Regions from separate parts of the Homo sapiens genome. Here region 2 is linked to region 1. Evidence: chromatin loops called from intact Hi-C (ENCODE). Cell type or tissue: endothelial cell of umbilical vein. All regions are shown on one strand. Each heading gives the region's core, and the rest is flanking DNA. Links, peaks and the distances in the headings are about the cores only.

Evidence for each region. A loop is a pair of places that touch in the nucleus more often than their neighbours do. Peaks named below come from ENCODE experiments on the same cell type or tissue, not always from the same donor. Only the 100,000 strongest peaks of a DNase experiment are listed, where the experiment ranks them.
Region 2: it touches region 1 in a loop (5-fold over the local background); 3 of 110 quality-filtered maps call a loop at or near these places.

Annotation. Positions count from the first base shown.
Region 1 is chr7:18,011,801-18,027,378 of GRCh38, forward strand. It overlaps PRPS1L1 (phosphoribosyl pyrophosphate synthetase 1 like 1), which reads right to left. Exons shown (of 1, transcript NM_175886.3): 1 at 14,970-15,578. The coding sequence ends at 15,026. Among named protein-coding and RNA genes, the nearest start is that of PRPS1L1, 8.3 kb to the right of the region's middle. In endothelial cell of umbilical vein, for the core only: no CTCF peak of the experiment used is centred there; a DNase peak (open chromatin) is centred at 7,981; H3K27ac peaks cover 2,163 bases.
Region 2 is chr7:17,959,212-17,974,789 of GRCh38, forward strand. It overlaps the pseudogene MRM3P2. Among named protein-coding and RNA genes, the nearest start is that of SNX13, 27 kb to the left of the region's middle. In endothelial cell of umbilical vein, for the core only: no CTCF peak of the experiment used is centred there; a DNase peak (open chromatin) is centred at 6,590; H3K27ac peaks cover 1,102 bases.

The DNA of each region.
Region 1 (15,578 bases), core at 4,012-12,011:
AATTCAACTATCCTTTTTTCAAGGTTCTTAGCTTCCTTGCATTGGGTTAGAACATGCTCCTTTAGCTTGGAGGAGTTTGTTATTACCCACCTTCTGAAGCCTACTGCTGGCAGTTTGTCAAACTCATTCTCCATCCAGTTTTGTTCCCTTGCTGGCAAGGAGTTGTGATCCTTTGGAGGAAAAGAGGCATTCTGGTTTTTGGAATTTTCAGGCTTTTTGTGCTGGTTTTTCCCCATCTTTGTGGATTTCTCTATCTTTCGTCTTTGATGTTGGTGACCTTTGGATGGGGTCTTTGAGTAGATGTGCTAATCCTTTCTGTTTGTTTCCTGTTTGTTTCTTTTCCTTCTAACAGTCAGGACTCTCTGCTGCCAGTCTGATAGAGTTTGCTGGAGGTCCGCTCCCAAACTTGTTTGCCTGGATATCACTAGTGGAGGCTGCAGAGCAGCAAAGATTGCTGCCTGTTTTTTCCTCTGGGAGCTTCGAGCCAGAGGGGCACCTGCCAGATGCCAGCCAGAGCTCTCCTGTATGAGGTGTTTTTTGGCCCCTACTGGGAGTTCTCTCCCAGTCAGTATACATGGGGGTCAGGGACTCACTTGAGAGCCAGTCTGACCCTTTGCAGAACTCGAACTCTGTGCTGGGAGTTCCGGTGTTCTTTTCAGAGCCACCAGGCAGGGACGTTTAAGTCTGCTATAAGCCCCTGACTGGGGCTGCTGCCTTTTTTACAGAGATGCCCTGTCCAGAGAGGAGAAATATGGCAGTCTGGCCTCAGCAGCCTTGCTGAGCTGCAGAAGTCTCCACCCAGTTCGAACTTCCCAGTGGCTTTGTTTACACTGTGACCGTAAAACCACCTACTCAAGCCTCAGCAATGGTGGATGCACCTACCCCACCAAGCTCGAATGCCCCAGGTGGATCTCAGACTGCTGCTGTGCTGGCAGTGAGAATTTCAAGCCAGTGGATCTTAGTTTCCTGGGCCCCATAGGGGTGGGACCCGCCCAGCCAGATCACTTGGCTCCCTTGCTTCAGGAACCCTTTTGAGGGGAGTGAACGGTTCTGTCTTGCTGGCATTCCAGGCGCCACTGGGGTATGGAAAAAAAAAAGAGCTCCTGCAGCTAGTTCAGTGTCTGCCCAATTGGCCACCCAGTTTTGTGCTTGAAACCCAGGGCCCTGGTGGGGTAGGCACCGGAGTGGATCTCCTGGTTTGCAGGTTGCGAAGACTGTGGGACAAGCACGGTATCTGTGCCGGAGTTCCTCAGGCTCAGACCCTCACAGCTTCCCTTGGGTAGGGGAGAAAATTCCCCGACCCCTTGTGCTTCCTGGGTGAGGCAACGCCCAGCCCTGCTTTGGCAGCTCTCCATGGGCTGCACCTACTGTCCAACCAGTTCCAGTGAGATGAACTGGGTACCTCAGTTGGAAATGCAGAAATCACCCACCTTCTGTGTTGATCTTGCTGGGAGCTGTAGACCAGAGCTGTTCCTATTTGGCTATCTTGAATCCATTTCTCGACCAATGTGTTTTCAATGCAAAGAAAAAGATTTGCCTATAAGGCACTTTTAAAACCAACTGTACTTATATTAGTCTATTTTATGCCTCCTCTCACTGTTCTAAGCACTGTAAGAAATAAAAAAGTAGAGCAAATGGTCATTTCTTACAGAATCCTTCCAATCCTCCTGTGAACGGCAGGACTAACAAAACGTATGAAGCAATTAGGAAAGAAGTACTAAATTGTTAAAAAAATATATATATACTGGGTCAATGTACCAAAGAGCTGGAGGGTCCAGGAAAGACTTTATGTTGGGATTCCTACTGGAGCTTGCCTTTGAGCAACGAGTAGGACTGGAACATGCAGGGAAGAGGAAGGAGGGCAGATTATGTGGAACCAACAGCATGAGAAAAGGACTTGGCCTGTGAGCTAATCATATCTGACTCTTGGGAATTCTTGGGAAATTTGATTGAATGGACCATGGTTTTACAGGACCAACAGGTTCTTATGCCCACTGTACAGTAATAAACCAATACACTGAAGGGTTTGCAGCAGAGAAAGAGTTTAATAATCACAGGGTGGCTGAGTGAGAAGATGGGAGGAGACCCTCAAATCCATCTCCCGAAGGAGTTCGGAGCTGGAGTTTTTAAGGGAATCATGGAGGGCAAGAGGCTAGAAAATTGGGGTTATTGATTGGCCAGGGTAAGGGGTATAAAATCATCAGGATGTGAAAACTGCATTCTTTGGTGAGTCAGCTCCTTGTGGGGTCCTTCAACTGACATTAGTAGTTTTGCTGGTATGTAGGAGTTGAAAGAATATCTCAAAGGGAAAACTTAACCTTTCATAATGTTCAAGTTGTTATCTATAGAGCAGTTAAGGGAGCTATAATCCAGAGTCTATGTGATTCTAGAACAACAGGCACCACACAACTATGAGGAAGCAGGTCAGAAGGCAAGCTGACCTAATGATTAATGCTGAATGTGCTGCAAGCTCAGTTTATTTTATAAAGTTTATAAGGATAGTTTCATTGGGAGTTTTTTTTTTTTTTTTTTTTTTGACGGAGTTTCGCTCTTGTTACCCAGGCTGGAATAAAATGGCACGATCTTAGCTCACTGCAACCTCTGCCTCCCGGGTTCAAGCAATCTCCTGCCTCAGCCTCCTGAGTAGCTGGGATTATAGGTGCCCGCTACCATGCCCGGCTAATTTTTTGTATTTTTGGTAGAGATGGGGTTTCACCATGTTGGCCAGGCTGGTCGCGATCTCCTGATCTCAGGTAATCCACCTGCCTTGGCCTCCCAAAGTGCTGGGATTACAGGCATGAGCCACCATGCCTGGCCTCACTGGGAGATTCTTAACAGCCAAACAGAAGAATTTTTCAAATGCAGTAGACAATAGAAAATTAATATTGGGCTTTTGAACATCAGAATGATGAGATTAAAAGGATGCTTTTGAAGGTTACTATCAGCATTTCGTAGGCGAAAGTATGTAGATACATATTAGTGGCAAGGGAACAGGTAGAATTGACTTAGGTCAGCCTTGTTAGCAAGCACATGGGGACCTCAGCAGGGAGCTGGTCAAGGCCAAAACTGGGTGGAGAGCTACTCACAGTGGCAAAGATTAGGGTGTGGGAAGTGAGAGGGTGGCCCCAGTGAGATCAGACGGGGGCTCCAAAAGCAGAGCACCCAAAAGACACAGCAAGCTTGGGCATGATACCAGCAACTGCCAGCATCAGAAGAGTGGATTTGATGGGCAGAAGGCAATGATAGGAAATCTAGGTAATGATGCAGAAGAGTTGAACAGATGTGATAATGCAGGAGGTGCAAGAGAAACCAGCTTCTCCTCAGGAAAGGACATAGACACTAAGACTAGCAAGCTTCTAGGGTCTTCACATCACCTGGGGCTCAGGGTAGGGCCGCAGTCTAAATGGGTACAAGGGCACAGAGCTGATAGAATATAGAGAAGAAGGCGAATCAAAGGAAAAAGCTAGTCTAATGGCTAACATAAGAGGGAGGATCAGAGGGTGACAACCCAAGGAATGCCCAGACACCCGAGGCTGGGTCCTCATATGGCAGACCTTGGGCTTAGCCACGTTGGTGGTAAAGGAGAAACAGAGGGCATATGGAACCACCACTGTGGGTAGCTGTTCCATTGCTGTGGTTAATTTAAAATCTGCACCAGGTTGCAGATTCAAAGGTTTTGAGCCTGCTTTTGTTAGGATTGGTTGAGAAGCTAGCAAGTTTCTTTGAGAATAGCCAAGGAAGGGGAGGTGAGAGACAGAAAATAGGGGTTGACCCTTGAAGCTGATGCAATACTGCAGGTAGCAACAACCTATAATTTAACTTTTTGATATTTTAGCCTACTGATATATGTTTTGAAGAAGTACTTATGCTTAAGGAGTAGAGGAAAGACAAAACTTGGGAAAACTTGAGAGGTGTACACATTCAACTTCAGTATAATTTTGAATAACTCTCATGTTTAGGAATGGGATTTTCTTATTTATTTACATTTCTGATTACTTGAGTTATTTAGAAAACATTTTTGGGCATAGGTTTTTCCTACATCTGTTTTTCTTGGGTTAGCTTAAATTTCCTGCCTTATCATTAATATAAATTAATATTTCTTCAATAATTGAAGACTGCACATTACTCACAGTCATTACTCTTTACTGAAGAAATAGAAAATTTAGTTTTAGACAATACTTTATTAACTCCAGGACAAACATATTTGTAAATGAGGCCCCAATTTTAGCTTCTCTCATCTATTGTAAGAATTCAGTACATCGTACCGATGATGTTGAGGGTCCCATTTAACTCGAAGAGACTTTGATTCCATGGTTTCCTTACAAGTCTAGGGCACATGCCCATAAGAATTAAAAAGGTTACTCAAAGATTTTGCTTGTTTGAATATATATTAACTATTAAACTTTGCATAAATAGCATTTTAGGGTGTTTATTAAAATTTCCATGTATTACCCAAATTCTGTAATCAAACAGAGGAACGCACAAAGAGTCTTATAAGTGAGTCAGCTAATGGATGGAGATTTCTGTTTCAAATAAATAAAAGGAGAAAATCTAGGCTTTTTTCATGTCCACATAATGTGACCAAAACTCTTCTAGCTGTTTCACACATAAACGTTTATATTAAATTACAGCAGTTGTGCGAGGTATTTTGTCTCTTTTGTGGAAATGAAGAATCAAAGATTCAAAGACATATATTAATTGGTTACTAAGATAGCTGATAGTACAGCTAATATTATAATATTAACAGCTAATGCGCCGTAATACAGCTGTACGGTAATATAGCTGGCACAGCCAGAATTTACCTTAAACTCTAATTCTAAAACTCATTTTTGTTTTCACTGTCCCTTTCAGAAATATGTCTGCATATATAAACTGTTATAAAAGAAATAGTCATAATCCGTTTTTTCCGGATACTGCAGTTGTGAAGTTTACATCAGTATATATTGCTGAGTCAATAAAATAAGTTTAACCCCATAGATTAACCCAAACTTTTTAAAATGTAATAATTTAGTATTTCCCCAAATAAAAGTCAGCTGAGAAGTTGCCCTAGTCTAGTGATAACCTTATGAGAGGGATGGCATTTAAGTTTCGCCTTCTATGCCAGGTCTTATCAATTGATAGTGGCTGCCTGGATACCTGCATGGAGAAAGAATCTGAGGTCATGTCTCAAGTCAGCAGGAAGGAATTCTAGGATCCACGAGAGATGAAGGCCATGGTCATTGTAGGGGAAAGTAGCAGCTCAAGTATTGACCAGAGCTGCCACAGGTATTAGTAAAGTAGCATGTCTTTTGGAATGTTACTGCTCAAAACTGTCTTCTGCACTCAAAATTACCTCAATCAGTCTTGGTTTTGAGGCTTCGTGTTTCCTAAGCTTGCCAGATCATAAGAATCATTGAAGATAATCATTTAAAAATGTTGTTTTCCAAGCCTCTTATCTGAAGATTCGGGAAGTCAAGAGTGGGAAGCCAAGAATTTGATGACCTGGCAAGTTTGGGAATGTATGAGTTGCCAGTGTTTTCAGAAAGCTCCTGTGAAAGATAAAATTCTTATTAATGAGGAATAATTTAAGACATAATTTTCCTAGTAGAGACTTGAGCACTAACAAGCAAGGAGCAAACAAAAGATCAATTTGAGGTTAGGTGCAGTGGTGCACTCCCAAAATCCCAGAGCTTTGGGAGGCTGAGGCAGGAGGATTACTGAAGCCCAGGATTTCAAAACCAGTCTGGGCAGCATAGTGATACCGCATCTCTCTACAAAAGAAAATAATTTAAAAATTAGCCAGGCATGGTGATAGTCCTGTGGTCCCAGCTACTCAAGGGGCTGAGGTGGGAGGATTGTTTGAGTCCAGGAGTTCGGGGCTGCAGTAAGCCCTGACCTACACCAATGCATGCCAACTTGGACAATAGAGTGAGACCCTGTCTTGAAAAAAATTAAAATAAAAAAGGTCAATTTGATGGTGACTGGAGATAGAGAAGTTTAGAGCATGTGATAGCTTACCTACATTATCTGAATCTGCCCCAGCTTGCGGACTTAATCTCATTCTGCTGTGTCTCTTGCTCACTCTACTCCAGCCACACTGAACTTCTTTATGTTGCTGTAATTCATGCATGTTCCCACCTCAAAGCCTTTGCTCTTGCTGTTCTTCCCATATCTTAATATGCCTGGAGACCTTCACAGGGCTAGTTTTTCTAATCCTTCCTTAACTGGTAGGTTATTAAGTGGAAAAGCCAAATGGTAAGTGTATTAGTCTGTTCTCACACTGCTAATAAAGACATACCCAATACTGGGTAATTTATAAAGGAAAGAGGTTTAATTGACTCACAGTTCTGCATGGCTGGGGAGGTCTCACAATCATGGTGGAAAGTGAATGAGGAGCAAAGTCCCATCTTACATGGCAGCAGGCAAGAGAACTTGTGCAGGGAAACTCCCATTTATAAAACCATCAGATCTTATGACACTTATTCATTACCACAAGAACAGTATGGGGGAACCGCCCCCATGATTCAAGTATCTCCACCTGGCCCCACCCTTGACCCATGGAGATTAGTACAATTCAAGGTGAGATTTGGGTGGGGACATGGCCAAACCATATCAGTAAGCAAGGACGAAGAAGAAAAGCACAATTTTCAGTCTGTGAAACAGACACTACTCATTGCCTATTCCACAACCAGAGACTCTTTCATGTTGCAAAAGGGAGGCTCCCTTCCCATGCCCTAAGCAGTGAGTTATGCCAGTCATTACATAGCATTTGCAATGAAATCAAGATGAAAAAAATTAATGGTTTTCCTAGAAAAGAAAGAAAGAGAATGATGCATATAAAAACAGAAGAAGAAAGTCACTAGTTGCATAATAATTAATCAGGATAAAATGTGTTATTTAAAACCATTCAATCACTGCCTTTTCTTTTCTCATTCTTACAGGGTACTCATAAGTATAATCATCTGACTGTATCTTTGAAATAGAATTAGGATTTGGGAAGCATCTTAATAAACACTAACTGAAGCCACTCTGAAGAAAACATCATTAATCATGTCATTGATAAGAGATTCTGTCAGCATTACATTTAGAAATTTATACCCAGACTAAATTCCCGTAAACAACTCCCGTGTGCATTAGGGATTAGAAAAAAATGAAGGCTTCTTTGTTTACTATAACACTAAAAAAATATTGTTTAGGCCCAATTTCTCAAAATGGAAACCACCCAGGCACATGTAGTTTCCCAGTTGCAGAATCTTTCCAGTACAGTTCAGTTTGCACAATACTGCTGAATTCTCTTTAGAAAGTACTGTTTTCGCCCAGTGCTGTGGCTGATGCCTGTAATCCCAGCACTTTGGGGAGGCCAATGGGGGCACACTGCTTGAGGCCAGGAGTTTGAGACCAGCCTGGGCAACGTGGTGAAACACTGTCTCTACTAAAAATACAAAAAATTAGCCAGGTGCGGTGGCACACACCTGTAATTCCATCTACGCCAGAGGCTGAGGCATGAGAATCGCTTGAACCAGAGAGGCAGAGGCTTGAACCGGAGAGGCAGAGGTTTCAGTGAGCCAAGATTGGGCCACTGCATTCCAGGCTAGGCAACAGAGCAAAACTCTGTCTCAAAAAAAAAATAAAAATAAAAAAAATGAAAGTAGTTTTCATTGCATCAGCCATCTACTGAAAATCCACTTAAAAAGCTACAAGGGCTTCTCATTGCTTTTTTAAATAAATGAAAAATCCTTAGGCTGGTATTTTAGATGCCTACTTAGTTATTCCTAGGTTTGCCTATCATTAGGTAAGGTTTATATCAATTTTAAAAAATCAACCAAAGCACAATAGCTATTTAGTACTCTATCAGTCTATTTAGACGCTATTCTTTCTTTCTGCTGAGATGGTTGACTAGACCTATGAGTCACACACTTAATTTCTTCAGGAAAAGGTTATCTAGCCACACCCTTGGCCTTCTATCCAGAGCATGATTTTCTAACAATGAATTTCCTGATTTTCACATTCTTTGCCATCTGGATAGGCTAAGAAACTCAACAAATCATCAAGTTCTGGTTCCTGTTTACTTTATTCCTTCCACATTTATCACTTTCCTCTCTGCTTTTACTATAAGCAGCAAGGAGGAACCAGGCTGCATGTTCCACACTTAGCTTGGAAATCTCAGCTAAATATCCAAGTTAATCACTTAGAAGTTCTGCCTTCCACCCAACAGTAAAACACAATTCATTCATGTTTTCTGCCACTTTATAACAAGGACAGCCTTTCCTTCAATTTCAAATAACATACCCTTCATTTTCTTTTGAGACCTCACTGGAGGCATATTTAATGTTGATATTCCTACCAACAATCTGCGAGGACACATACATTCTCTAAGATGAGAGAAGCATCTCTTCCTTCTGAGCCCTCACCAGAATCTCTTTTAACAACTCTATTTCTACCAACAGTCTCTTCAAAGCAATTTAGGCTTTTTCTTTCATATACCTCAGCATTCATTCAGCCTCTACCATTACCCAATTCCAAGGCCACTTCCACATTCCTACATATTTGTTATAGCAGGACTCCACTTCCTGCTACCAGAATCTGTATTAGTTTCCTGGGGGGCGGGGGAGCAGTAACAAATTACTATAAACTGGGTAGCTTGAAACAACAGAAATTTATTCTCTGGAGGCTAAAAGTCCAAAGTCAAGGTGTCAGCAGGGTTGGTTGCTTATGGAGACGCTAAGGGAGAGTCTATTTCCTAGCTTCTAGCAGCTGCTGGCAGTCCTTGGCATTTCTTGGCTTGTAGACGTGTCACTCTAATCTCTGCCTCCATCATCAATGACTTTCTCCCTTGTGTCTCTGTCTCTCCAACCTTCTTTTGCCTATTCATTCCTATAATGATATTTAAGGCCCACCCTAAATCCAGCATTACCTCACCTCAAAATCCTAAACTTATTTACATCTGTAAAGATCTTTTATCCAAATAAGGTCACATTCACAGGTTCTGGGGGTTGTGATTTGGATATATCCTTTTGGGGGCCACTATTCAGCCTACTATCCCTTTTGCTCCCCAAATTTCATGTCTGTCCACATATAAAACATGTTCACCTCATCTCAACATCTCCAAAAGTCTCAGCCCATGATAACATCAGCACTAAGTCCAAAATCTCACCTAAATATTATCAGCTCCAAAGCCTCAGATCTTGTCATCTAAATCAGATATGGGTGAGACTATGGGTATAAATTATCCTGGGGCAGAAATTCCTCTCTATCTCTGGATCACGAACATAGAAAACAAGTTATCTACTTCCAAAGTAAAAGAGTGGGACAGGCATTGCGTATCCTTATGCATGAATTGGGTTTACAATATATATCCTTATACATTCCTATTCAAAAAGAGAGAAATTGGAAGGAATAAAAAGGTTGTCAGTCCCAACTCTGAAATCTAGTAGGAGAAATTTAATTAAGTTTCAAGACCTAAGACTAATTATATGTGGCTTGATGCTTGCTATAGACAAAATGTTTGTGTCTCCCCAAAATTCCTGTGTTGAAATCCTAACCCCTACTATGATGGTATTAGGAGGTGGAAACTTTGGTGGGCGATTAGGTCATAAGGGTGGAGCCCCCATGAATGGGATTAGTGCCCTTATAAAAGAGACCCCCAAGAGTTCTCTAACCCCTCTGTCATATGAAGACAGTGAAAAGACAGCTGTCCATGAACCAGTAAGTGGGCCCTCACCAGGCACAGAATCTTCTAGCACCTTGATCTTGCACTTTTCATCCTTTAGAACTGTCAGACGTAAATTTCTGTTGCTTATAAGCTACGCAGTCTATGGTAGTTTATCACAGCAGTCTGGGTGGACTAAGATGATGCTCCACTTGCTGGGGCCACAGCTCTAGCCTCTGAGTCTGCAGCAATGGCTCCATTAGCCTCTGGGCCTATGGCGGCAGCTCAGTCTGCTTCTGGGCTGTCCTCAGCAGCCCCAGCTGGCCTCTGTGCCACTCTGCCCTTAGAGTCATTCATCCTCTCTCAAAGGGTAGTACACATTTGTAGCTGAGTATCAGTCTGTTTCTGGCTGTAGAATCACAGAAGTCCTGTTTCAATCTTATCTTTTATGAGTTCTAAGTTTTATATCCTTCTTAAAAAGGCCTTTTTGGACAGGTGCGGTGGCTCACACCTGTAATCCCAGAACTTTGGGAGGCTGAGTCGGGAGGATTTCTTGAGTCCAGCAGTGCAAGACCTCCCTGGCCAACATGGTGAAACCCCATCTCTACTAAAAATACAAAAATTAACCAGGTGTGGTGGCATGCGCCTGTAATCCCAGCTACTCAGAAGGATTGCTTGATCCTGAAGGAGATGGAGGATGCAGTGAGCCGAGATTGCTAGCCACTGCACTCCAGCCTAGGTGACAGAGGGATACCCTGTTTCAAAAAAAAAAAAAAAAAGGCCTTTTTAACTATAAAGGTATATGTGATTCCACATTTTCTTCTCATGCTTTACAATTCTGTTTTTTATAACCATTCCTAGGGAATTTATTCTCGTACATCATTTAAGGATGAGATAAAGCTGTGGTTTCCCAATCAGTAGCTAGTTATCTGGCCCTATTGATCCTATTGATTGATCAATGCCTTATTTATCTATAATATGCCAGTTTTATCATATATATGAATATTTGAGGTAATGCCTTTTTTTTTTTTTTTTAAAGAGATGAGGTCTTGCTATGTTGCCCAGGCTGGTCTCTTAACTTCTGGGTTCAAGTGATTCTCTCATCTCAGCATTTCAGCCTCTGGAGTAGCTGGGACTACAGGCATGTACCACGATTCCTGAGTTGATTTAATGACATTTTAACAGAATCCTCCCTCCCTCTCTCTCTCTTTCTCTAAATATGGGTGTGAGCTCTCAGCCAATGGGAATTCGTGTGTAGTGTGACGAACTGTATAAAACAGTTCTCAGGCAATAAGCATAAGAACACTATAGCCTCAGCTAGGAGGCCCACTGCTTAGCTACCATAGGGTGAATATGTTCTGCAGCATGTGTTATTTACTATTCAATGGGCTGTCTTTTGTTTATTTTGTATTTTGTAGAGAAGTTTGTCCCAAATGACTGATTAAGCATGTGGAAATAATAATGTTGAATATGCTTCATATAAGCAAGAAAATAGTGTTACAATGGGTCTTAAAAGTAGAAGCCTTGGAGAGGCTTTTGAAGAGGCACTTTCCAGGATGCAATCAAGGAAGCAGAAGGTTAAGACCATGGAGAAACTAGATATTGGTAAGTGCTAACTGACATTAAAAAGGCCATCCTAAGCATCACTGTGATCTAGATTGACCAACAATTGTATGAAGATAGCTAGGAAAAAACTAAGGTAGTAGTCTCATCCCCACTTCGGAGACTCTGAGTAGACCGCAGAAGTGGTTGCCAAGGCAGGATATCAGGAAAGCATCTCCATAGGGACTTTGTGATAGCAATTCTCTGATAGAGTTGATTCAGTTATGTACCTCTTTCCAGTAACACAGTCCCTCCACTAAATAGGGTATGTGTGTACTAAATTCCTGTAAGTATACATGAGTCTGTTTCAGGAATATACATTCTGCAATATTAATTTATGTGTCCATTCCTGCATCAATACCACATTTTAATCACTGTAGCTTTGAAATGTTTTAATGTATTGTGACACAGAAAAGATGTTGAATATTTTTGCTTATTTACTTTTCCAGATGAACTTTAAAATAAGCTTGTGTCAAATTCTCTTATCTTAAAAATCCCTTTGGCCAGGTACAGTGCCTCACACCTATAATCTCAGCACTTTGGGAGGCCGAGAAGGACAGACCGCTTGAGGTCAAGAGTTGAAGACCAGCAAGGCCAACATGGTGAAATCCCGTTTCTACTGAAAAAAAAAAATACAAAAATTAGCAGGGCGTCATAGCAGACACCTATAATCCCAGCTAGTGGGGAGGCTGACGCAGGGGAATCACTTGAACCCAGGAGGCGGAGGTGCAGTGAGCCAAGATTGGGCCACTACCCTCCAGCTTGGGTGACAGAGGGAGACTCTGACAAAAAAAAAAAAAAAAAAAATCCCTTTAAGATTTTGATTAGGTTCACACTGACTTGATAGGAAACTATCATGTTTGCAATATTGTTCTTCCTATCCAAGTTTATAATGTACTTATTCAGGTATTTTCTATATCCTTTGGCAACATTTTTTCATACAAATCCTACAGTTTTGGGATTTATTACTGGTCATGTTGTAGATTTTATTGTTTTAGGCTGTGGAAACATTTCTTTCAATTATGTTTTAAAATTATATTTTACTGGTATTTAGGAAAGATGTCATTTTATCTTACATACTTTCACTTTACTGACCTCTCTTATGAATTCTGAGTTTTTCTTTTGATTGTTGGATTTTTTGTTGGCAATCATGACATCTTCAAATAATGAAAGTTTTGGCTCTTTCCTTCTGGTATTGATACCTCTCTTTTTTTCCTTGCCTCTTTCCCATTGGTTTAGAAATTTAATGGGAATGTTTTCAATGTTTCATCATTAAGTATGTCCTTAATTAGGTCTATACCAGATTTTCTCTAGCAGGTCAAGCAAGGTTTGTTCTATTCCTATTTTACTGATAGTTTTATTTTTTCATAATATTGTTAAGATGATAGTAGTAATGCTACTATACTATATATAGTCTACATACATTTCTTTAAGAAATTTATTAAGACTTTTTATGACCTATTATGTATTTTTTCTTTTTAAAAAATCTTTAAAACCTGTGAAACCTGTTATATTTGCTTCATGCATACTTGAAATGTAAATTATGTTTAATTTCTATATTAAGTTGTGATAATGGAGTCATTTAAACCCTATAATACCTTTTCTTGATAACTTATGAGAGTTTTATCAAAATTTCCTTCTTTGATTATGATGATTGTGCGTTTCCATTTCTTCTTATATTCTCGCTGATTCACTTTTCTTTTTCTATTTCCATGTTGAGTTGTTAGGTAGATAAAGATTCATGATGATTATAACTTATTGGTGGGTTTAATCAGCAAAGCACATTCCACTTTTGTTTTGACTAAATCTATCATTGCTTGTTTCTTTTTGTTACCATTTACTTTGTATATTTTCTCTATCTCTTTATACCAAACTTTTTAGATGTGTGTCCTATAAATAGCATATTATTAGGTATTTTAGCTACCCAATCTAATAATGTATCTTTTACAAAATTAACCTATTGACTTTTGTGATAGTATATATTGGGTACTTTATCTTTGCTATGTTTTCTTTCTTTATTTCCTATCTTCAGCTCAATTTGTTGAGTTTTGCTTATTCCCCCCCACCCCCCTGCTCCACCTTCTTTTTCTTTCTAGGAGTTTGGAAGTTATTTATCCCATTCTTTTCTTCTCTGGCTTGCTCCTTGCCCTTGAATTTTAGAAAATACCTTATTTAAACTCAGGTTTTTCTATAATGTGAATGATTGTTGTTAATAACCTCCATCCAAAACTAGACAAGATCCTTAATAAATTTACACTAACCCTAACTCCTCCCAGCCTCAAAATTGCTTCATGATGTGGCCCAATTTTATGTGAGTTTTACCTTAATAACGGCCATAATCTTTACAGTAACTTCATAAAAATTATTTTTCTGTCAGTGTCACTTCTTTTTTTGCTTACCACCATCTCTTTTATTCTATGTGTTCTTCTTGGCTGTATATATTTTTTGTTTTCAGTATCTCCAAGAAGTACTTTCAGGAAACACTAGTGGTAGTAGTTTCTGAGTCCCTTAATATTGTCTTCATATGTCAATGATAGTTTGGCTAAGCACAGAAATTTAGGTGAAAAATAATATTCCTTTAGAACTGTGAGGAAATTATTCCATTTTGCTTACAGCCCAAGCGTTCAAATGAAAAATTTAAAGCAATCTGAATATTGTTTCTTTAAAACTTTCTTGTTTTTGTTTTACTCTTTAGAAATTCTTAGTGATTTTTTCTTGGAGATCAGAAATTTCACATGATAAATCTAGGTATGGTGCTCTGCACCACCCCTCTCCACCCCACACATATATGCAGATATTTTATTGGTTTTCCCTAAAAAGGACAATAACAACATTTTAAAAATATAAATCTGAGGTCATTTGAGGGGCCAACAAAATACAAGGAAGGGAGATAAAAATTAAATGTTTAAATTTAACAAAAGTCACTACAATGTCACCTAACATCTACTACAATGGTGGTAATAAACTAAGGAAGATTAAGTTACAGCAAAAATAACTAATATAAATATTAGAGATTACATAGCAAAAAGTGGGTTTGCCTTCCAGAAGACTATGGTACCCTGACCATTTGGGGCCCAGTAGGATATTTAGCAATGAAAAGGTCAAGATGGGTGGAGGTAAAGCTAAATCAAAAGGAACAGGTATAACTGAGAATCCAAGATAGATAGTGTCCAAATAGATGGTGACAGATCAATCTTCCTCCTCTCAAGAAGCATTTACTGTACTTGTTGCTTCCTCTCAAGATCCCAATGGCTGCTCAAGCTGAAAGTTGCCTATTCCTGCTGTTGAGGGTGTTCAGCAACCAGAATTAATTTTGTGGTGGCTCAGGGCTCTTGCTGCAACTGAGCATCGAACTTGGAGAATTTGTGACACAAAGTGGGGGTTTGGGGCAGGGGGTAGATTGGGTGGCTTTATTGCTAGTTGTTCTGAAAAAAGAAAACTCCGAAGCATTTACATGTAAGCTTTCCAACCACTTTCAAACACCTCTACAAAACACCCTCAGAAGTCTGAAATCTTTGCAGCAGAAGGGCTGTAGTTAAAGCTGCTGGGCTAACAAAATCATCAAAGAAGCCAGATGAGACAACCCAGTCAGGAAATCCTAGTGATTATTCTTAACCTGTTTTTCCCTAATTTAAGGTAAACTCTTATATACCTGATGTGGGATGTAGAAAGTTACACTGGAGCAAGCTGGATCTTCTGCTGAACTTTTAATCAAACCTAAGAAAAAATAAAGGCAAGGTTTGTTTTTATTAATCTTATTTTATTTTAAAATAGCATAACCTAGAAGTTATTCTGTTATAAAGGAACATGGCTGAACAGGTAGGAAACAGATTCCCCATTATGAGTTCTCCTTATGGCTTCTGCAAGGATCATGGAGATGTCAATTACTCGTATTTTGGAGCAATGCTTCATCTTCTCATCTTGAGGTATGGTATTGGTGACTACCACTGCTTCAAAGCATGCAGTGTTGATGCGAGAAATGGCTGGGCCAGAAAAGATTCCATGAGTCAAGATAGCATAAACTCTGGTTGCTCCAGCTGAGAGAAGTTTGTCAGCTGCGAGGCAGATTGTAACACAAGTGTCTGCCATGTCATCTACAAGGATAGCCACACGATCATTCACATCTCCCACTAGCACTATGCAGTCCACTTCATTGGCCTTCTTCCGTTCTTTATGAATCAAAGCAAAGTCCACATTCAACTGGTCTGCAATGGAGGTCACTCTTTTAGCTCCACCAGCATCTGGCGAGACAATAATGCAGTTCTTCCACTCAGGGATATTCTCCCTTATCCACTTCAGGACAGTTGGCTCTGCATACAAGTTGTCTACTGGGATATCAAAAAAGCCC
Region 2 (15,578 bases), core at 2,389-10,388, 54 kb before region 1:
CAGCAGAAAATTTAGAATAATAATATTTTAGGCAGTAACTGTTGATGAATGCCAATTTTGAATTATTTTAAAAACCAGAGATTAATAAATAGTTTTATAGGACACAGTTTTATAAAACTTAAAAGTAAATTTTTTTGTGAACTCTCTAGAGAATAACTTTTGGCAAATATACTAGTGATGAAACACTTTCTATTCTGTAATAATTATATTGCATGCAATCATTACTTTGTAGGTCTTTCCTCTACTACATTGAGCTTAATAAAGTGCTTATCTTTGTATCTGCAGGTCCTATACAAAATGTAACTCAAATGTTTGCACACTTACTTAATTTACTTATTTATACCTTATATTGTTATGGAATACATTCTTGAGAGTTTACATTAGAATCAGTTCTGAAGCTTTTTATAAAACAAATGCTCAGGCCCCACTCTGCACATAGGGCTAGATATGTTTTAAAAGCTGTACAAATTGATATACATGCTATGAAATGATGGATATATAGAGACATGATGGAAACATTCCTGCCAAAGTCAGGAACAAGGTAAGGATAGCTATCAGCTCCACTACTACTAAACTTAGACCAAAGCTACTAGCTGGTGAAATCATACAAGGGAAAATAAGCAGCACTGTAAGAATTTGAAAAGAAAGGACCCAGTGCAGTAGTGTGTACCTGGCAACTGAAGTCCTAGCTACTTGGGAGGCTGAGGTGGGAGGAGGGCTTGAGTCCTGGAGTTTGAGGCCAGCCTGGAAAATGCAGGGAGATCCCATTTCTTAAAAAAAATAAAAAATTAATAAATAAATAAAGTAGAAAACAAAGAGTAAAACTGTATGTAAAGACATATGATATGTTGGTGTACTGAGAACACAGAAGATAATGCTAAGACTAACACAAGTAAGAAAAAACATTTAATAAGGTAGCAGATATTAAAAATATATAATTAAAGAAACAAATGTTTAAAATAAGGACAGAAAGAAATATTTAGAAATAAATCAACAAAAACTGTGCAAAACCTATGTAAGAAAAACCTTAAAATATTCAAATGCAGAAAGTAGGCCTGAAATAATGGAAAGACATCCCTTCTCTTTGGGAAAGAAAACTCAATATTATAAAGACGTAAATTCCCTTCAAGTTAATATATAAATTAAATGTGATCCCAGTAAAGATACTCTGAAGTTGTTGTTATTTGATGAAGATAGATTAATGCTAAGATTCATGTGGAAAAATAAACATGCAAGAATATGAAGGGAAACTCCAAATAAAGAAAAGCTAGGCTAGGCGCAGTGGCTCACGACTATAATCCTAGCAGTTTGGGAGGCCAAGGTGGGCAGATTGCCTGAGCTCAGGAGTTTGAGACCAGCCTGGGCAACACGGTGAAACCCCATCTCTACTAAAATACAAAAAATTAGCCCGCCATGGTGGCATGTGCCTATAGTCCCAGCTACTCGGGAGGCTGAGGCAAGAGAATTGCTTGAACCCAGGAGTTGGAGGTTGCAGTGAGCCAAGATCATGCCACTGTGCTCCAGCCTGGGTGACAGAATGAGACTCCATCTCCAAAAAAAGAAGAAGAAGAAGAAGAAAAACAAAGCTGGCCAGGCGCAGTGGCTCACACCTGTAATCCCAGCACTCTGGAAGGCTGAGGTGGGCAGATCACCTGAGGTCAGGAGTTCGAGACCAGCCTGGCCAACATGGCAAAACCCCGTCTCTGCTAAAAAATATAAAAATTAGCTGGGCATGGTGGCACACTCCTGTAATCCCAGCTACTCAGGAGGCTGAGGCTGGAGAATCTCTTGAACCCAGGAGGTGGAGGTTGCAGTGAGCCGAGATTGCGCCATTGCACTCCAGCCTGGGTGACAGAGCAAGATTCGGTCTCAAAAAAAAAAAAAAAAGCTAATGAGTGGGAAGTAGACTTACATGACATAAAACATACTTTAAAGCCTCTATAATTAAAAAAGTAGAGTGTAGATGCAGGAATAGAGAGACCAATAAAACAGAATACCAGGTCCAGAAATAGATCCAACCAAGCACATAAGAAATTTAGTAAATGATAGATGTGGAAGTTTGTATCACTGGGGGGAAATGATAGTCTTTAACAAAAATTGTATTCAAATATTAGAATTTTGGAGCCAGGTGCAGTGGCTCATGCCCCAGCACTTTGGGAGGCTGAGACAGGAGGATCACTTGAGGCCATGAGTTCAAGACCAGCCTGGGCAAAATAGTGAGACCTCGTCTATACAAAACATTAAAAAAATTAGCCGGACCTGGTGGCATGTGCCTGTGGTCCCAGCTACGGGGGAGGATGAGGTGAGAGGATCACTTGGGCCTTTGGAAGTTGAGACTACAGTGAATGGTGATCCCGCCACTGTACTCTATCCAGCCGGGGCATCAGAGCAACACTCTGTCTCAGACAAAAAAAAAAAAATTTGAAAAAAGACAAAATTAGATCCATACTTCATCTATTCAAAAGACAATTCTCCAAACACATCAGGTATCCAAATGTAAAATATTAAATCATATAATTACTAGAAGAGAACATGAATGAGTTCATTTAAGACATGAATGTCAGTGCCGCTACACACATGATCCCATACCAGACACTGTATATAGGTGATCTCAATGAAAAGTTGCTCAAAACTCAGTGAGGAAGATACATTGTCATCATACCCACTCTGTCGATGGAAAAACCTGATGCAGATAAGCTATGAGATAGAAGGCCACATATTTCCCTGGGTGGTCTCTCTCAGCCTGATCATGTAAATTAACACCTTATATTCATAGGGATATTCAGAGTCTAAAGAAGATTTTAAGAAACAAGGTATCATACCCATTACAGGCAGCCTTGCAGCCTTCTTCAAATTCCTCATGCCACAGAACCTGCAGTGTAATGACACTAGTTAAGTCCAGGCCTTTTCGGGAAAAGCAAGGGAAGATACTGCCGAAAGGTCGCAGGCTCATTGCAGACGATCTGAAGGCTGGAGCTGTGCTGAAAGTTTTCTTCTCTAGCCATCTATAATACATAAAGAAGCTGCTCATCGATAAGCTGAAGGGTGTCAGCTTCATTAAGATGAAATTCGAGGACATCAAGGATTGGTCCAACCTAGTAATGCCACGAGAATAATGGGGATTTTTGCCAAACCTGACCATGCTAACATGACATATCCAAAGACTCAGCTTTAGCACTCACTGCCTTTATTATTGATTTGTGACAATCTCTGCGACCCTGGGAACCTGGGGACAATTCTGAGATCTCCAGCTGGGGAAGGCTGCAGCAAAGTGTTACTCACTTTGAAAGGATGTGTGGATGCCTGGGAGCCCAAAGTGCTACAGGCGGGTATGGGTGCACATTTCCAAGTGCCCATTATCGATAATCTGAAAACGAAACAGTGCCAAATTACCTGCCCCCTGACACCCAGGTCTGTGTGGCTGACAACTGAAGCCTTTATGCTCAGGCTCAGATGTCTAATAAAGCCAGTGACCATGGCTGGGTGTAGGATTGGCGATTCCTGAAGTTTCACAAGTATGAAGAAAAGCAAGGTCTAGAAACTGGAGCCAGTAAAGGTTTGCTGCCTGTTATTGAGGTTCAGAGTTATGACTTGGACTGGACAGAGGCACCAGCAGCTGTAATGGTTGGTGGCGTGACCTACGGCATGATCCTGGAATCTCTGTAGTTTGCCGAGAGCCCTGCGGGCAAGAGGCTGCTGATCCCTGTTGCACCTGGAGTGGACAGCCTCAACTCAGCCATGGCTGCACGCATCCTGTTTTTTGAAGGGAAAAGACAACTGCGGGTGAGGGCGGAACACTTGAGCAGGGACAGGAGTTACCACGGAGAGGGGACAGAAAAGTGAGTTCTGCTGAGGACATCTCCAGCTCCCCCTATGCTGGCACATCGTTAGGAGGCTGGCAGAGTCGGAAACTGTGGCCTCTCAGTTGGTGACTGTGGCCTCCATGTTCAGGAGGCAACAGGTAAGCATGATACCATCATATGGTTATAGGAAAAATCAGAATTTCCATAAATTTCTGCTATTCCTCAGAAATAACAGGTCAAAATCCTTCCTGAGAACCCCCATCTCTTCACTGATTTTGAGGTTATATCTTATTCTTTTCCTTGGTGACAATACAAATAGGGGATCCACATGGCTCTGTATGTGTGTTTTTAAAAATTGTCCACTGAGAAGCATTTCGTGCCCAGAAAGCTCCTGAAAGCATCATCTCGGGCAGGGAGGAATTTGCTCCACCAGCTGGTGGGTGTTTTGCAATCATCGAGCACTGGTTATAGGTCATGGCCAAGTCACTCACATGTGATCATTGGTCAATGGTAAATAAAATAAAGTGTAGAACCAGCAGATTACATTGAAAAGTTTTATTTGTGTGATCAAAAAAATAAATAAAATAAAACAGGAATGTAGGGAAATCCTTTCTAACTATGACTCAAAATCTAGAAGCATTAAGAGAAAATATTTTACTTTGCAGCTCTTATTGCCAAAGGGATTTTTATCCAGTGGAAGGCTGACTTCACCAGAGCAAGAAAAATCAGCCAGAGGCATCTGGGATGAATCTTGCAGCTACAGGACCAGCACCCAGACCATCTGTGAGATTTGGGCAAAACTGTGCTCATCAAGTGCAGCCTACCTCTACCCTCACAGTGTTGCCCACTTCATTCAACTGGGATTTTTTTCTCTATTAGTACTCCACCAAAATTAGAGCCTCTAGTCTGTTTCTCCAATACCCAGAGGCCCTGCATAGAATTTACTACCATTTTCCTACCAAAGGCCACATCCTATTCCGGAATTCCCCATACTATTAGTCGTTAACTAAGGACCTGCTTTAAAATAATAACTCAGAACCAGAATGCCATCAAATTGACTTCCTCTGGTACTTACACTTCCTTGTACATATTTATACCCTGATATGACATGGACCCCTTGCATTACCTGTCATCTCTAATAATTACTGCACAATTGGTTCTTCTCAAATAATGACTCCTGTTAGGACCAAGACCAGGGCTTCTTTCAACTTTGCATTTTGGACTACTAGCTTGGTTTCCTCAGTTTTTTACCTGCAGTGAAGTCACTCTTCTCAGTGATGCTTTTCCCACACTATCCTGCCTTTCCTTTCCTGTGTCCAGTCCCTATTGCTAGAATTAGCTAGCTTTCTTTAATCACCAAATTGCCTTTTATTATGCTGTGGCAGACATTATAGCGCTCACTTATATCTGTTCTTTCTTTCTGGAAACGTATTGCATAAAACTTCCCTGTCCACCTTTTAGTTAGGTGATATTGTCTTAGGTCAAGTTTCCCAGATCCAATCTGTAAGACAAGAATGTATATGCAAGTGATATATTAAGGAAATATTCTCAAGGAAGACTGTAAGGAAGTGATAGAAGCAAGACAGAGAATGAAATAAAGCCAAGCAAGGCAAAAGTCCCACACATGGTAGGCTTTAGGAAGATCCTACAAGAGAATTTTGGAGGGAAAACAATTTCTCAGAGTTATCCCAACCTGAAGCAAGGGAGCTGAGCTAATATTCCTGTACAAAACAGTCTCTAATCAACAGCCACAGACAGGCACGGTGGCTCACGCCTATAATCCCAGCACTTTGGGAGGCTGAGGCAGTCAAATCACTTGAGCCCAAAAGTTCGAGACCAGCTTGGGCAACATAGTGAGAGTCCATCTCTACAAAAAATTAGCCAAGCATAATGGTTCTCACCTGTAGTCCCAGCTCCTTGGGAGGCTGAAATCACTTGAGCCTGGGAAGTCAAAGCTGCAGTGAGCTGTGAACACACCACTGCACTCAGCCTGGGCGACACAGTAACACCTTGTCTCAAAAAAAAAAAAAAAATCAACAGCCACTTCAAAGTATGCACCAGGCATTTCTGGCTCTTGATGCAAAGGGGCTCCAGTAACCCAAATGGAAGCTATTGAAGAAGAGTCACAGGTGCTGGCCATTGAACACATGCCAATCAGGGATTTAAGCCAATGACAGACATTATCTGTTTCAGGTCTCAAGTGAGTAGTTCTCTGGCCAATGATTTTTGAATGGAAATTATTGTCACAGTGAATTTCACTTTCCGTGTGCACTCCTCCAGCAATTTTTTCTCCTTCCTTGTGTCAATCTAGAAGTCTATCTGCTTTAGAAAATGCAGCACCATAAGGTGGTAGAGTCTGGTCAGATTGCATCTTTGAGTTATGGAGGCAGAGCCTTCTTCTGACCTATGTTAGACATTTCTATTAAGTGAGGAATAAACTTAGTATGTGTTTGTTATTATAGCACATCCTCTCCTATCCTGACTAATACATATCCCATATATGCATTTTTCATTCAAAAATATTTGCTGAGCAAATATCATGTGCTAGATATTATGCTAGAGAATATAAAGACAAAAAAGAAATGTTCCTTTTCCTCAGAAAGCCCCTTATCATAATAGAGTCTAGTTAGTGCCATGATAGAGATATGTGGTGGGACCCAGAATGCTTTGTGAACAATGAGTAGGAGACTCTAAAAGAGACAGCAAGGCCAGGCAAGTCTCCTTAGAGATTCCACATGAGTCACATTATAAAGCATGAGTTAAAATTAGCTAGAAAAATAAAGGGGCTGGGAAAGGAAGGTCAACAGAAGCAGCCAGAACATGAGATGCAAAGTTCTGATTTGTGAAGGACAGGATACACTGATGACTCACTAATATATAACAATATACAAAGTAGTATTTTGATATTTTATTTGTTGTAGCTTGGCCTGTCAGATTGAACCACAGACTAGTTAATTGACAGGAAGTAATTTCAAATGATGAGCTAGTTCATGACCTAAAGCAAATTATTATTTTACTTCTCTGTGTCCTGTTTACCTATTCTGAAAGATGAAAGTACTGACCTGCTTCATAGAGATGTTGTTTAATTACTCTTCAAAGTTGCTTTGAAAATATCAAGGCCTTCTCAAACATAAAGTACTAGTACAATTTCCTTAGGAGCTGTGCTAACAGAAGAAAATGTAGGTTTAAATCTTTAGACTGGAATAAATCTAAAGAAGAAAATAATTATTGATTCCTTTCCACTAGTATTAGAGCAATTTCTACTGATACGTCTTTAATGATCTCAGGATAAAAAAAAAATGGTAAAGGTATGATTATTCCATGACAAGAATAGGAAAATTTTTAAAGTTACCACCCCTGGGCCGGACGTGGGCTCACGCCTGCTATGCTAGCACTTTGGAAGGTCAAGGTGGGCAGATCGCTTAAGCTCAGGAGTTCGAGACCAACCTGGACAAGCAAAACCCCATTTCAACAAAAAATTAAAAAAATTAGCTGAGTGTGGTGGCGCATGCCTTTAGTTCAGGTTACTTGGGGGACTGAGGTGGGAGGATCACTTGAGCCCAGGAGGTCGAGGCTGCAGTGAGCCGAGATCCTGCCACTGCACTCCAGCCCGGGTGACAAAGTGAGACCCTGTCTCAAGAAAGAGAAAAAAGTTACCATCACTGGAAGGGGCTTCCAGGGAAAAAGTACTCAGATGACCCATTTTACCCTTTTAAATTTAAATACAGATGATCATGATAACTAACATCTAATGAGCAAAATAATATGTTCTAGAATGGTTCTATGTGTTTTTCCATGTATAATCTTTGGAAATTATCTAGGCAACTTTATCTCTAGATAGTAAAAAACCTAGATAGGTTTATTATTATCTCTGTCTTGCAGACAAGGAAATGCAGGCACAGAGAGTTTAGCAATGTGCCCAGGGCCACTCATTATATTCCACGGTACTCATGATATTCCTGAGTACTTGTGTGGCTCTGAGAAACTCTGTTTCTCTGTGTCTTTTTAAAACATCCACAATTTTCCTTTAGGGCTCACGGGAAGAACAGTACCTTTAAGGTATTTCTATACTCGTGGTAAAATTTCTGCTTATATGACCAGATTAATAAAAGCCGTTATCTTAGAAGGCAAACTGTATAGAAAAGTTCATCTGAATTCAGCTTTTCCCTGACCACTTTTATTGACATTACTCAGTTGACCCGTCTGTTTCCCAATTTAGCTTCCCTCAAGATTGTGGGAAATTTCTGATTTTTCTCAGGAACAATTGTGGATATGACTTTTTTGTGCACCACTGTTTCTGAAACTTCTGCCCACATTTAATGCCACTTCCTTATTAGGAATTATAATTATTAATGTCACTGTCTTACTATTGTCCCTAATTTGTCTCTAGAATTGAGACAAAACTAGAAAGCCTGCCATAGTTTCATTTCACTTACCAGACCAGTCCCTGGCTTTCTTCTTTGCCCATGCTGGTATATGACATTGAGCAATAATACACACTAAAATAATCCCCCATATTTTCTGTTTTTTAAATACCAATAATATGCACCTTCCTGTAGCGTATTTTTAGTGTTCTCAAATGTATTGAAGTATGGAAATCATCTGTGATCTACATACTGAACAAACAATATTAGTATTGCTTAATGTTTCCCTTCATAGACTTTTTTCTGAGGCCCCCATTCAGACTACAGCATTAAAGAAAAGCTAATGTCAATCAAAATTCAAGTGAATTATAACTAGCAGTGTGTGAGCAGTATAATCGATTAGATCAATCTGAAAAGATACAATTATGAAAGCAGAATTGTGTCTGCTTCTCTAGTGGGCATGTCTAATTATTTTTATTTGCATGGAATATTAGTCAGACATTTAATAATTAAATATAGATTCACTTATAGAACAGCAATGCAAACAATAGCTAATATTTATTGACCACTTACTATGTGCCCAGCAGCGTGCTAAGCATTCAGTTTGCATGATTATCATCTAATACCTCCCAAACTCTATAACCTATATCATATATATATATATACATATATAAATAGTCCATATGCTAGTTGATACGCTGATTGATAGATGGCAGAACATATTCCCATTATATAGACTGAACAGATGTTTCATTGATATGGTTTTATGAGGGCTATGAAAATTTATCTCGTCGCCCTACATTAACATGCAGTTTTCGCACTTATCACCTATTTCATGTAGAAAATATCTTTTGTTCTCTAAGGGTTAGATCATTTATTCCAGCGAGTTCTATCAGGAAAATTAGCCTGACATTTAGCAGTCTTTAGCAAGAGTCAAAATTTACCAGAATGAACCGTAAGGAGAGATTAGAGGAGGAAAGGATTGTACCTGGGGCTTAGGATCTTTATCAGTTCAAACAACAGCCAACAAAAAGACAGTATTAGGTTGGAAGAGGCATAATTGGGAGTACAAAAGAAGGAAAAAGAAAAAAAGAGTCACAACTTTGGATTAGAATCATAATATTGGCTAAAGGCAGATATAATTTCCATTTCACACAAAGGGAAATTAAGAGATCAATAACCACACAAAGTTACACAGGTGGTAAAGCCTGGAATCAAATTCCAGGAGCCTGGTTCCAAATCCTTTCTACCATTTTTAAAAAATTATTATTATATAAGAGTGCTGCCTGGATCCGTTGTGTTTTTTCACTGCAAAAGGTGAGATGACTTCCTAAACCCTTCTTTAATCAGCCTAAATCTATGTTTTCTCATGTCTTTTGAGGTTCATGGCTAGCATTGGGTAAAAGCAGTTAGGAAGAAAAGCTAAAGCAGTATAGCCTAGTAACGAAATCTATGGACTCTGGATTCTAAACTTTTTGAGTTTCAAATTCCAGCTTTATCACTTACTGACTTTTCTTTTGGACAAGTTACTTGAACTCCTGCATAGCTTTCCTTATCTGTAAAATGAGCACAATAAGAATGCTACTCTCATGGAGCTTTTTTAAAGGAAAAAGTAATACAAACTGCAAAGCATGCAGAAGAATCCTTTTCACACGGGGAATGCTCAAGTCATGTTGCAAGGTATTTCAACATAAATGGTAAGACACTGTTAGGACTGGGCATGGAGATGAAAATCACAAAGGCAATGAGGATAGAAATCCTCTAAAATAGACAAAAATGGCTTCATGAAAGTGACAGAAGAAACAGAGGAGATGCAGAGGTATGTGTTGGCAAGCTGACTGAGCAAATAAGGTGTAAGTGTTAAATAATGAGGAGGAAAAGAATGCAGTTTAACGTGTAGAAATTTCTAGGGAATAGGGAGGAAGCTTGCTTTGCCTACATTTTGGCTGTTTATAGAAGCAGTGGAAGGCAAGAGCTTCACAGAGGAAACTGTAAGAGATGCAAAGACATGGGAAGAGTTTAGAAGAGATGGAAGGAAGCTATAGAAACAGACAGGATTAAACACAGGTTTTCCCTCAGAGGACTGGGCCATGGGGGTTACAAAGAGATAATGGAAAGGAATGTTGAAACAGAATTTTATGGGAGGAAATGAGGATAATAAACTTGCCCTGGGAAAGTGGGTGGGGAGGATAAGAATGAGGAATTATTAGAGGAGAAAGAAGTAGGAAATTATATTTGGCAGAAAAGAGTCAACAACCTATTTTCCATGCTCTGACAGGCTTAAACATAAACCAGGTACGTAGCCAGGGTTAAGAATTCGAGTAGTTGGCCAGGTGTGGTGGCTCACTACTGTAATCTCAGCACTTTGGGAGGCTGAGGCGGGAGGATCACTTGAAGTCAGGAGTTTGAGATCAGCCTGGCCCGCATGGTGAAACCCCACCTCTACTGAAAATACAAAAATTAGCCAGGCATGGTGGTGGGCACCTGTAATTCTAGCTACTTAGGAGGGTGAGGCAGGAGAATCGCTTGAACCCAGCAGACAAATGTTGCAGTGACCCAAGATTGAGCCACTGCACTCCAGCCTGGGTGACAAGAGCGAAACGCTGTCTCAAAACTAACTAAATAAATAAAATAAATTAGTCAGGTGGCAGACAAAGTAGAATTTTTCAGAGGACGTATTAGCGTTGGCTCTCTTCTAAATCTTCATCTCATAGACCCATCTGCTTGACCCAGAAAAGCTCAACACTGCCATGACATACACACACAGACTTAAGGCTTGATCCATGATGTGCATGAGTAGTTAGATGTAGAAATCCTTTTTCTACTTGTGACTGGGTGAAAATTTGGGGTAGGAATGGCTGTTCTCAATTTTTGAAACTGTCTGGGTTCTTTTATAGCTACTCCATTAATTTTAGGGATTCTGACAAGAGTATGGTTTTAGAGTAACCTAGTTAAGGAGGTGAGATATTAGCTTTCTAGACCTCACACAAATTAACTGTTTTATTTTATTAATTTTTTTTAAATTTTTTTTTTTTGGAGATGGAGTTTTGCCCTTGTTGCCTAGGCTGGAGTGCAATGGTGCAATCTCGGCTCACTTCAACCTCCACCTCCCGGGTTCAAGTGATTCTCCTGCCTCAGCCTCCCGAGTAGCTGGGATTACAGGCATGCACCACCACACCTGGCTAATTTTGTATTTTTAGTAGAAACGTGGTTTCTCCATGTTGGTCAGGTTGGTCTCGAACTCCCGACCTCAGGTGATCCGCACGTCTCGGCCTCCCAAAGTGCTGGGATTACAGGCGTGAGCCACTGCGCCCAGCAATTTACTGTTTTATTTAAATTTGAGTAGCTCACACAGTGAACTGTTATGACAGTGATCCTACTGAGTGGTAAAAGCCTCTGACCCACAGTGTATATGTAAGTGAAGCAGGAAGACAAATAGGTTATGATTGAAAGAGCTGGGCTGAATATAATATAATATAATATAATATAATATAATATAATATAATATAATATAATATAATATATACTTTTTTTTTTATTTTGAGACAGAGTCTTGCTCTGTCACCCAGGCTGGAGTGCAGTGTCATGATCTTGGCTCACTGAAACTTCTGCCTCCCAGGTTCAAGCAATTCTCCTGCCTCAGCCTTCCAAATAGGCTGGGACTACAGTCACACACCACCATGCCCTGCTAATTTTTGTATTTGTAGTAGAGACGGGGTTTCACCATGTTGGCCAAGCTGGTCTCAAACTCCTGACCTCAAGTGATCTACCCGCCTTGGCCTCCCAAAGTGCTGGGATTACAGGTATAAGCCACAATGCCCAGGCTGAATATATTTTTGTTCAAGGAATTTAGAACATAAGACATTCTAAATAATTTGACCTTTTGTCTGTGAATAATTTGCATATGTTAATATATTAAATATACTTTCCCAAAGACTATTTTAAAAAATATAGCCAACAGATAATAACATATATAACATTTTTACTTCTAGTAATCTTGTACTGTACTCATTCAATAAAAACCTTTTTTTTTTTTTTTTTTTGCAGAACTTCCAAATTTATAGAGACATAGACTCTACAGATAAAGGATGAAATGGACTCTATAGTGAAGGTCTTTGGTGTACATGTTAAATATGTGAGATTTAAAAATCTTGGACTGATAGGGTCATTTTTATATTAGATATTGAACTGAATTTAAATCTCAACTCTAGGTGGCAGTTTACACCATCACTTACTTTAGTTCTTTTAACAAGCAGTAGATTCATTCACAGTTTTTCCATGAATGCATAATTTTGTGTAAAAATTAGTCCCTGGCTCTCGGTATCTGTTAAAAATAGATTTGATTTTAGGAATAAAATCATGGCTTGAGATGCAGGTTTTCCATGTATCTTGTCATTCTTGGTTTCATTAAGCCGACAGAATAAAGCAAAAGAAAATAGATAAAAATGAAGGTTTTAACCGAATTTTTTGGAGAAATATAATATTTTAAAATCATAGCAATAGTTCTACATCAAAGTTGTGCTTCTATCGTGCAGAATAGATCTTAGTATGAATAATTTTTCCATGAATACCCTGATTTTCAGAACTATCAAGGATATTTGAGATTCTGGGTTTTCTGAGATTGTTTAAGCGTATTGATTTAATTGAAGGAAAAACTGTCCTACAGAAAAGGAAAATGACTCATAGCTGTGTTTCTTTGCATCTTATTGATGAAAATAGCCAAAGCTGGAGTTTAATTGGGTTGTCAAGGACCAAAATACTCAGGCTGCCCAATTAAAAGCAATATATCGGCAGGGCGTGGTGGCTCACGCCTGTAATCGTAGCACTTTGGGAGGTCAAGACGGGCGGATCACCTGAGGTCAAGAGTTCGAGACCAGCCTGACCAACACGGAGAAACCTCATCTCTACCAAAAATACAAAATTAGCCGGGTGTGGTGGCACATGCCTGTAATCCCAGCTACTCGGGAGGCTGAGGCAGGAGAATCTCTTGAACCTGGCAGGCAGAGGTTCTGGTGAGCCGAGATCATGCCATTGCATTCCAGCATGGGCAACAAAAGCAGAACTCCATCTCAAAAAAAAAAAAAAAAAAAAAAAAAAAAAAAAAAAAAAGCATATATCAGGCCAGGCGTGGTGGCTCATGCCTGTAATCCCAGCACTTTGGGAGGCCTAGGTGGGCGGATCACTGGAGGTCAGGAGTTTGAGACCAGCCTGGCCAACATGGTGAAACCTGTCTCTACTAAAAATACAAAAAGTAGGTAGGCGCAGTGGCGGGTGTCTCAAAAACAAACAAACAAACAAACAAAAACTCCCCCACCACATACCCCAACAGTCCTGCATGAGGCATTTTGTCCTGATTCATATTTGCAAGAGCCCCAACGATAGGATACACAGAACAACTCCTGGGCACTTATCACATAAAAAACTTGCTACACTTCACAGTTCTTTCATTGTTTCAGTTCTAGCAGGAGAAAAATGCATAAAGGATTTAAATTTTGTCCTAAAATTAGATTTTCTTTAAATTGGGGGTAATAACTGTGTTGTGAGCATGAAATAAGATTATGTTTGCATACAGTGACTGGCACCTGGCATTCTGCATATTAGTTATTCTTATTCTTACTATTCTTATTTTTATTAATAAGAAATGTTAACTACAATCCCAAAGAGACTGGCCAATGTGGCAAACTCATGAGCAGCTTTTATTTAGGGAGTTGCATGCCTTCGGCTCCCCTGGGCCTATCCCTGTCTCCATACTCGCCTATGTGTAAAAGGAACATAGGAAAAAGCCATATGGCATGGGCGTAGGGGGTGAGGATATTAGTCACTGGAGTGTGAAAATTAACAATTTCCAAAATGTGTCTAATTGTTTATAAAAATGAATACAAAATTATATTTGGCAAAACTTGGAATCATTTCTGCATTTCTCCTTGATATATATGTGTGTGTTATGTGTATGTATATATATATGTGCATATATAATATAAATGCATATATATTTATAATATGTGTGGATGGAGAGAGAGGTATACATTTTAATGTCATCACCATCTGCACTCTCAATTTATTGAATGATATTCTTCAGGATTTATGTAGAAGTCAAAGGTACCAACCCTATTAATAGAATGTAATCTCTCATTTCACTCAAGTTCCATTTATAAATTATTCACATAAATATGTCTAAATAAAAACATCTTTGGCCAGGCGTGGTGGCTCACGCCTGTAATCCCAGCACTTTGGGAGGCCGAGACGGGTGGATCACCTGAGGTTGGGAGTTCAAGACCAGCCTGACCAACACAGAGAAACCCCATCTCTACTAAAAATACAAAAGTAGCCAGGCGTGGTGGCACCTGCCTGTAATCCCAGCTACTTGGGAAGCTGAGGCAGGAGAACTGCTTGAACCCGGGAGGCGGAGGTTGCGGTCAGCCGAGATCGCGCCATTGCCCTCCAGCCTGGGCAACAAGAGCGAAACTCCGTCTAAAAAGAAAAAAAAATTCTCTATCTTACAACAGAATTGATCCCCTATGGCATAGTTCCCTAACAGGCGTGCCACATAGGAATAAGTAATAGCTATATTAACGTGTTCATCCTTGAAGGCCTCAGGGCTCCTAGGTGGGGCCGTAGCAGTTGTGCATGGGGCCAGTTGCCCTCAACAGTTAAAAGCCTCATCTATTTAACCCAATGTGCTATAAAAATATTCTTCTATGCATAGCCTCATGTGAAAAAAGTTGGAGAGAACTATTCTAGCATTGCCAGGTATTCTCATTATCAAGGTCTGAATATGTTCCCCCATTGCCTGTCGAGCAAAGGCCAAACTTCTTATGGTGCTATTCAAGTCCCTACAGCACCTGGTTCCAGGCTGCCCTTGCAGGTCTATTTGTCATCAATATCCTTCCACAACCCACATAGGGATGCCGTGTTTCCACCTCATTTCCAAATGCCCAAATCCTACATGGTTCAAATGCAACTGTCTCTACACAGTCCTGATTCCTCCAACCGGAATGAATCCCCTCCTTTTCTAGAGCATTTGTCACTCTGTATGGCTATTCTCATGTTCTACAATAATTTAAATCTTGGTGTTAACTAGGATTAAGCTCAGCTACATGTAACTGAAAATTATCCAAAATAATAATAGCTTAAACACATATATTCTTTTCTCTTTCACATATTGAAGTCCTGAAGGAGGCAGCTGAAAGCTGTTTCACTGCTTCATGGTGTCATCAACTTAGGTTCTTCTGTCCTGTTGCCCTGCCGTCCTTGGCACATGGCTTCAACCTCAGGGTTTAAAATGGTTGCTCAAGCTGGGGCCATTGTATCCACAATCTAATCAGCATGAAAGAGGAAGAGAGGAAGAAGAGCATCGCCTCTGCACTTCAAGGGCCCATTCTGAAAGTTGTATATACCACTTCCACGTATA